Regions from separate parts of the Mus musculus genome. Here region 1 is linked to region 2. Evidence: chromatin contacts called from ENCODE Hi-C or POLR2A ChIA-PET data. All regions are on one chromosome and are shown on one strand. Each heading gives the region's core, a stretch centred on a gene start or an enhancer-like site at or near the end of the contact. The rest is flanking DNA. Distances are from core to core; before and after follow the strand shown.

The links. Hi-C counts contacts between places; a loop is a spot of excess contacts on that map. ChIA-PET counts read pairs that join two places held with the same protein, here RNA polymerase II (POLR2A).
Region 1: a loop to region 2 is called in a map of heart, with 2.1 times the contacts of the local background. The contact joins two enhancer-like sites. A Hi-C loop is called at or near these places in 3 of 37 maps with a recorded cell type or tissue (gastrocnemius, heart and regulatory T cell). POLR2A ChIA-PET finds 5 or more read pairs at or near these places in 1 of 5 experiments (embryonic stem cell).

The regions. Positions count from the first base shown.
Region 1 is chr6:134,469,695-134,472,394 of GRCm38, forward strand. Lrp6 (low density lipoprotein receptor-related protein 6) reads right to left here. Exons shown (of 23, transcript NM_008514.4): 13 at 995-1,197. Among named protein-coding and RNA genes, the nearest start is that of Gm52921, 20 kb to the left of the region's middle. Within about 2 kb of position 1,302, at least 1 of the 3 ENCODE cell types and tissues checked has a DNase peak (open chromatin) inside an H3K27ac peak, as active enhancers do; it is heart, where a contact is called at or near this core.
Region 2 is chr6:134,424,282-134,426,981 of GRCm38, forward strand. The region is part of intron 3 of Bcl2l14 (BCL2-like 14 (apoptosis facilitator)); the gene reads left to right. Among named protein-coding and RNA genes, the nearest start is that of 4933406J09Rik, 22 kb to the left of the region's middle. Within about 2 kb of position 1,315, at least 1 of the 3 ENCODE cell types and tissues checked has a DNase peak (open chromatin) inside an H3K27ac peak, as active enhancers do; it is heart, where a contact is called at or near this core.

The DNA of each region.
Region 1 (2,700 bases), core at 52-2,551, 45 kb after region 2:
TTTCTATATAGTCGGTCCAAATAAATTTTATTTCATTTACTAGGATTCTGAGTTAATACAACTTCAAAAAGATCTTTCAAAAAGATATCTAATTTATTTGCCGTGTCTTTGGCTGTGTAATTTCTATCTACCAGTTACTGGCCACTAGCACTGGCCTATGAGAATAAGGTACAGATGGAGTACAAGGTATGAGCACGCTGCTAACACTGCTAAATGATCCTCAGCACCCTATACATGACATCCTCCTTGTTCTTCACCGTAAGGTACTTGAGTAATCTCATTTCCCTATATTTTAACACACTCAAAATGTAAAGTGCTTGCTGTAAAGAAGACAGCCAACGGCTGCTGTCATTTGAAGCTTACACTGGCTGAGCCCAGAGACGAAGGAAGTGTAAATAGTACTGAAATCCATGCCTCGTACATAGGCATGTACTGATGATATCATCATGAGACTGATAATATCATTATTCTCATTCTGCAGTCCCCAAATAGTTACCAAGAAATACTGGATCAAACTGTTGGAGTTTTTATTTTTTGCTAAGATTATGTTTTTTACTCAATGAGTCTTTTAAGTAAAAGGTAATTAGTGATATAATTATATCTGTACAACCCCTATCATTAACAGGTAGAGGCTTTATGCCTTGCATTATGTTCAATCAAAAAAGTTAACTGAGATTTCTAATGAGTGACAGAGCTGGGATCGGAACTAAGACCTACTTGATTTCAAGACCTGTACTTCTGCACAGACCAGGATAATGGAAAGATAGCAAGAGTAGATGTAACCAGTGGTCAAAGTCACTAACGACCTCTTTTCCCTGATAAAATGTCCAACCCAGCGCCACCATCATCATGTCTCTAGGGTACAGTTAACTTGAGAAGTTAAAAATAAAAAGTATGATCTCTGCACTTCCATCTCCCCTGTACACAAATGAAGCAGTGGGGACGGTTGAAGCAATTCTAGTCAGCAATGAACTCTGGATTAAGCCCGAGTTACCTGGCCACCATCTTCATGTGCCTTTCGTATGGAGTTTTGTCGAGAGTCAATCCAGTAGAGCTGCTTGTCCAAAGGGTCATAGTCAATGGCCCGGACGTTCCGAAGGCTGTGGATAGGAAGGATGATGTCAGGGCTCTGTTGTTCATCAATCACCATGCGGTTGATGGCGCTCTTCTGACTGAAGAGCAGGAAGGTGGTGGGAGCTTTAAAAAGAAAAGAGCAAATCTAAAACACAGTGAGGGACTGGGGCTTCATCAGCCGCGAGGTTTGGCGAGGCGGTTACTGTATCTCCAACTGGAAGGGCTTGGTAAAGCTAAGGGAAGAAGGCTTTGGCACGCGTCCAGAACCGTCCTTCAAAGGGAGAACACTCAGCACTCGGCTTATCAAGCTGTTGTAACTGTTCCCCGCCCTGTCCCTCCGCCTGCTTCTTCTTCCTGCTTTCTCTGATGGTGCTGATGGTGCTGTGCTGCCCAGAGCGGTTCTGTTGGTTTACCTCTAAATCCCACCCACACCTCCGGGACCATTCCCCAGCCTCTGTGTGGCTTCCCTTGACCTCCTCCGCGCCCAGGCAGATGAGATTCTCCCAGTCTGATTCCCACGCTCACTCTGTGTCTCTTTAGTCACTCTACTCCTTTCCAGTTGGCCTTTACCTAACTATTTTCAGTTACATAGTTATTACTAGACCTTTGGCTCCATTGTAAGTGACTGATATGTCTTCTCTCATTTAATAGAGCTTTGCATCTGATGAACAATTCAATGCTCAGTTACATCTGAATAGATGCCTGGGATGTTAGCAGGGAAAAGGCTCAATCACTCTTAGAGTTACAGAAAAGGGATGGACTCTATAAAAGATTTATCTGTATGTCTCATTTTTAGTTATTAAAAAGGTGAATTAGAGGAATAAGTTACAATTTTGTACCTAGATCTCTCTGGCCATTGATTTTTTTTTTTTACCTCTAAGATTTATTTATTTTATATATTTGAGTATAGTATTACAGTCTTCAGACACACCAGAAGATGGCATGAATCCCATTAAAGATGGCTTTGAGGCACCATGTGGTTGCTGGGATTTGAACTCAGGACATCTGGAAGAGCAGTCAGTGCTCTTAACTGCTGAGCCATCTCTCCAACCCCCTGGCCATTGGTTTTCAATCATCTAGCCTGTTTTTTTGTCTTACAAAAATACCAAAGATCTTATTTTTAATTAATCATTTAATAATAACATAAAAGGTTATAGATTTTATTTGCTTTGCAGGGAGAAGAAGGAAAAAGTGATAAACAAAAAAACAACTAATAATAGATTGGAACGTAGCTCAGTGAGAGAAGACTTGCCTAGCCTGCATGAGGCCCTGGGTTCAAGTCCCTATAGACACTTTAACACTTATCATGTATAATCTTGAAAGCAAGCATTAAGGTCAGCTGTAGTGCCTCTAATCCTAGTACTCTGGAGACTAAGGCAGAAGAGTCACTGCAAACGCAAGACTTAGATAGGGTGAAGCTGTCTAAAACCAAGAACCCCCACCCCAAACAAAACAAAACAAAACAAAAATAGGGGCTGGAAAAAAACAGCTTAGTGGTTAAGAGTGCCTGCTGCTCTTGTAGAGGATGTAAGCTTAATTCCCAGTACTCACATGGCAGATCACAAGTGGCTTTAATCCCAAACCAAGGAGACCTAACATTTCTTAGTGGCCTCCATGGGTACCAGG
Region 2 (2,700 bases), core at 65-2,564:
CCTTAGCCAGGGCAGAGGCTTTGCCTCTTCCTGGGCCAGTTCACCTCTGGGGAGCCTGGGTACTGTGTTTACACCCATATACTGGAGAGTCACACCCTCTCCTACTTCTTCCGGTTGATGGAAAGACCAAAGAGAAGAGCCAGATGATGGAGGCAGGACTTTCAAGGGTTCATGGCCAGCCTTGGCTATATAGTGAGATGAATGCCAACCTGGGCTACATGAGACCCTGTCTTAAACAACAAATAAACAAACAATGGAAAGAGGGAGAAAGAGAAAGGGAAGGAAGGAGAAGGGAGAGAAGAGAAAAGAGAGGGGGCAGTGGGAAGAGGCATGAGAGGAGTAACAGGGATGAAGAGGGAAGGAAGAAGGGAGGGAGGGAGGGAGGGAAAGAATAAAGGAAGGAAGGTAGGAAGGAAAGAAGGAAAGAAAGACACTCAGGCAAAGAGATAGAAGCAGATAGGTTTTCAGTTGAACACACTGGCTCATACCTGCCGTCCTCAGCATTCAGAAAGAAAAGCATGGCCAGTTCTAGGCTAGCCTGGGGTACTTAACAAGTTGGAGGCCAGCTTAGGGTTATACTGTAAGATTGTCTTGGAAAACTGAAAAGAAACAAAATACTTTTCAGAACATAAGCCACCGGGCTGGAGAGATGGCTCAGCAGTTAAGAGCACTGCTGCTCTTCCAGAGGTCCTGAGTTCAAATCCCAGCACCCATGTGCTAGCTCACAAAGTGTGTAACTATAGTCCCATGGGATCCGATGCCATCTTCTGGTATGCGTGCAGACAATCTTTTAAAAAGGGAAGTTTTTCAAAAAATGTAAACTATTCTTTTTTTAAAAAAACTGATAAAGTCTTCCCTTGTTAGGAAAAAAGAAATTGTACTATCACTGAGGGCTTTACCTCCACCCACTTTACCACCACTGAAGTGCCCTTTACCTCAGCAGACGCTTCTCCCGCCATCCCACCCACTCCCACCTCAGCAGAGCCCCTTCCTGCCAGGTTTGTTGGGCCTAGGAAACTTGTCCATAGTTAGTCAGCAGATGGCAGTAACGGCTCAGTTTTAAAGGGCTGTGATCATTCTAAGTTGGAATCAGCCCTGCATGGACATGGATGGCTCCAAACCAGCCTGTGACCAAGGGAACTTCTTCAGTTAGACTGCGAGGATGCAGGCTCCTAAGAATACGCAGAACCCATCACTCAAGAGGCAGTGAGACTTTGTGGCGGACACACTGCCTGAACCACACGAAGCCATCTTCTCAGATTTGTTCATCTGCTTCTAAATGCACGGGTGGCTGAGGCCACAGCAAGAGGGGTTCCGCCCTCCTCTCCTGCCCTGTCTTCCCACGCATGCGTCAGCAACTGTGGATCAGAGCTGGAGGCCCCAATGACCTGGCTTTAGGGGTCACTGTGGCCTGCACAGAGACAGGAAGTTTCCACAGCCTTCCTTCCGCATTTCCTAGAGGAAATGACAAAAGTATTGTTTGGCTTTCCCTCCTAACTTTTCAAAAGAAATCACTCACATCATCTCCTCCCCTTTTAGAAAGAAGAAAAATAAATTTCAGATGAGATTAAGAATAAAAACTAAATTTGAGAGAGTGGGTTTATTGGCTAAATTGTATCTTAGGCTTAATAACCATATATTACAATGTATATAACCATAATACAGAGAGGTTTTTGTTTTAAGATTTATTTATGTATGAGTACACTGTCACTGTCTTCAGACACACCAGAAGAGGGCATTGGATCCCATTACAGATGGTTGTGAGCCACTATGTGGTTGCTGGGAATTGAACTCAGGACTTCTGGAAGAGCAGCCAGTGCTGAGCCATCTCTCCAGCTCCCATAATACATAGTTTTATGCATATCTAATTATATGTTGGATGTTCTGAAGAACATATTCTACAGGGCTGTGGAGATTCTAGATATCATATCTCCATTCAAGTAGAAAGAAAAGAGAAAGGCAGAGATGGCTTTCTTTCTAGATTATTCTAGATTATTTGGATATGTGTGTATATATATATATATATATACAAATATACATATATGTATGTATGTATGGGTTTATTTACTACTTATTTGAGATAGGACCTCGCTATGTAGCCAAGACTAACCCCTACCTCTTGACCCACCCCCATCATTAATTACTGTGAATGAATGCTCTTCTCCAAATACAGTATGATTACACTCAGCTACTCCACTTGGGACCAAACACAGAACCACTTCAAGTTCCTACAGTGAGCTGATTGGTGGAACACCAGTGACTACCCAACAAGTCAGCCAAGTACCTGCCTGCTCTACCCCGCCTTCCCCAAGCGGATACAAAGCTGCATTGTTTCTGGGTGGCTATAACTTGAGTCTATGCCGTGTAAATCTTCCTTCCTTGAGTGGAAACACACAGTACATCCCTTCCTGGCTTACAAATTCAGGAAAGATGAGTTGTATGTTACACACTTTTCTGAGCTATCTGTAGTCTGTGCTGGTCTGACACTCACGACCTTGCAGCCCTGGACTCCTGAGTGCTGAGGTGACAGATGTGGTCGTGTGTATGAAGCCTTGTTTACCTATAAGCATTACTTGAATGTTTTCTATTAAACTTAAGGGGAAATTTGTGACTATAAAAGCAAGGAGTATCAGACTACTGAACACTTTCCTGGGAACTGAGAGATCACCTCTCCTTCTCCAATGTATAAAGGTTACCCTC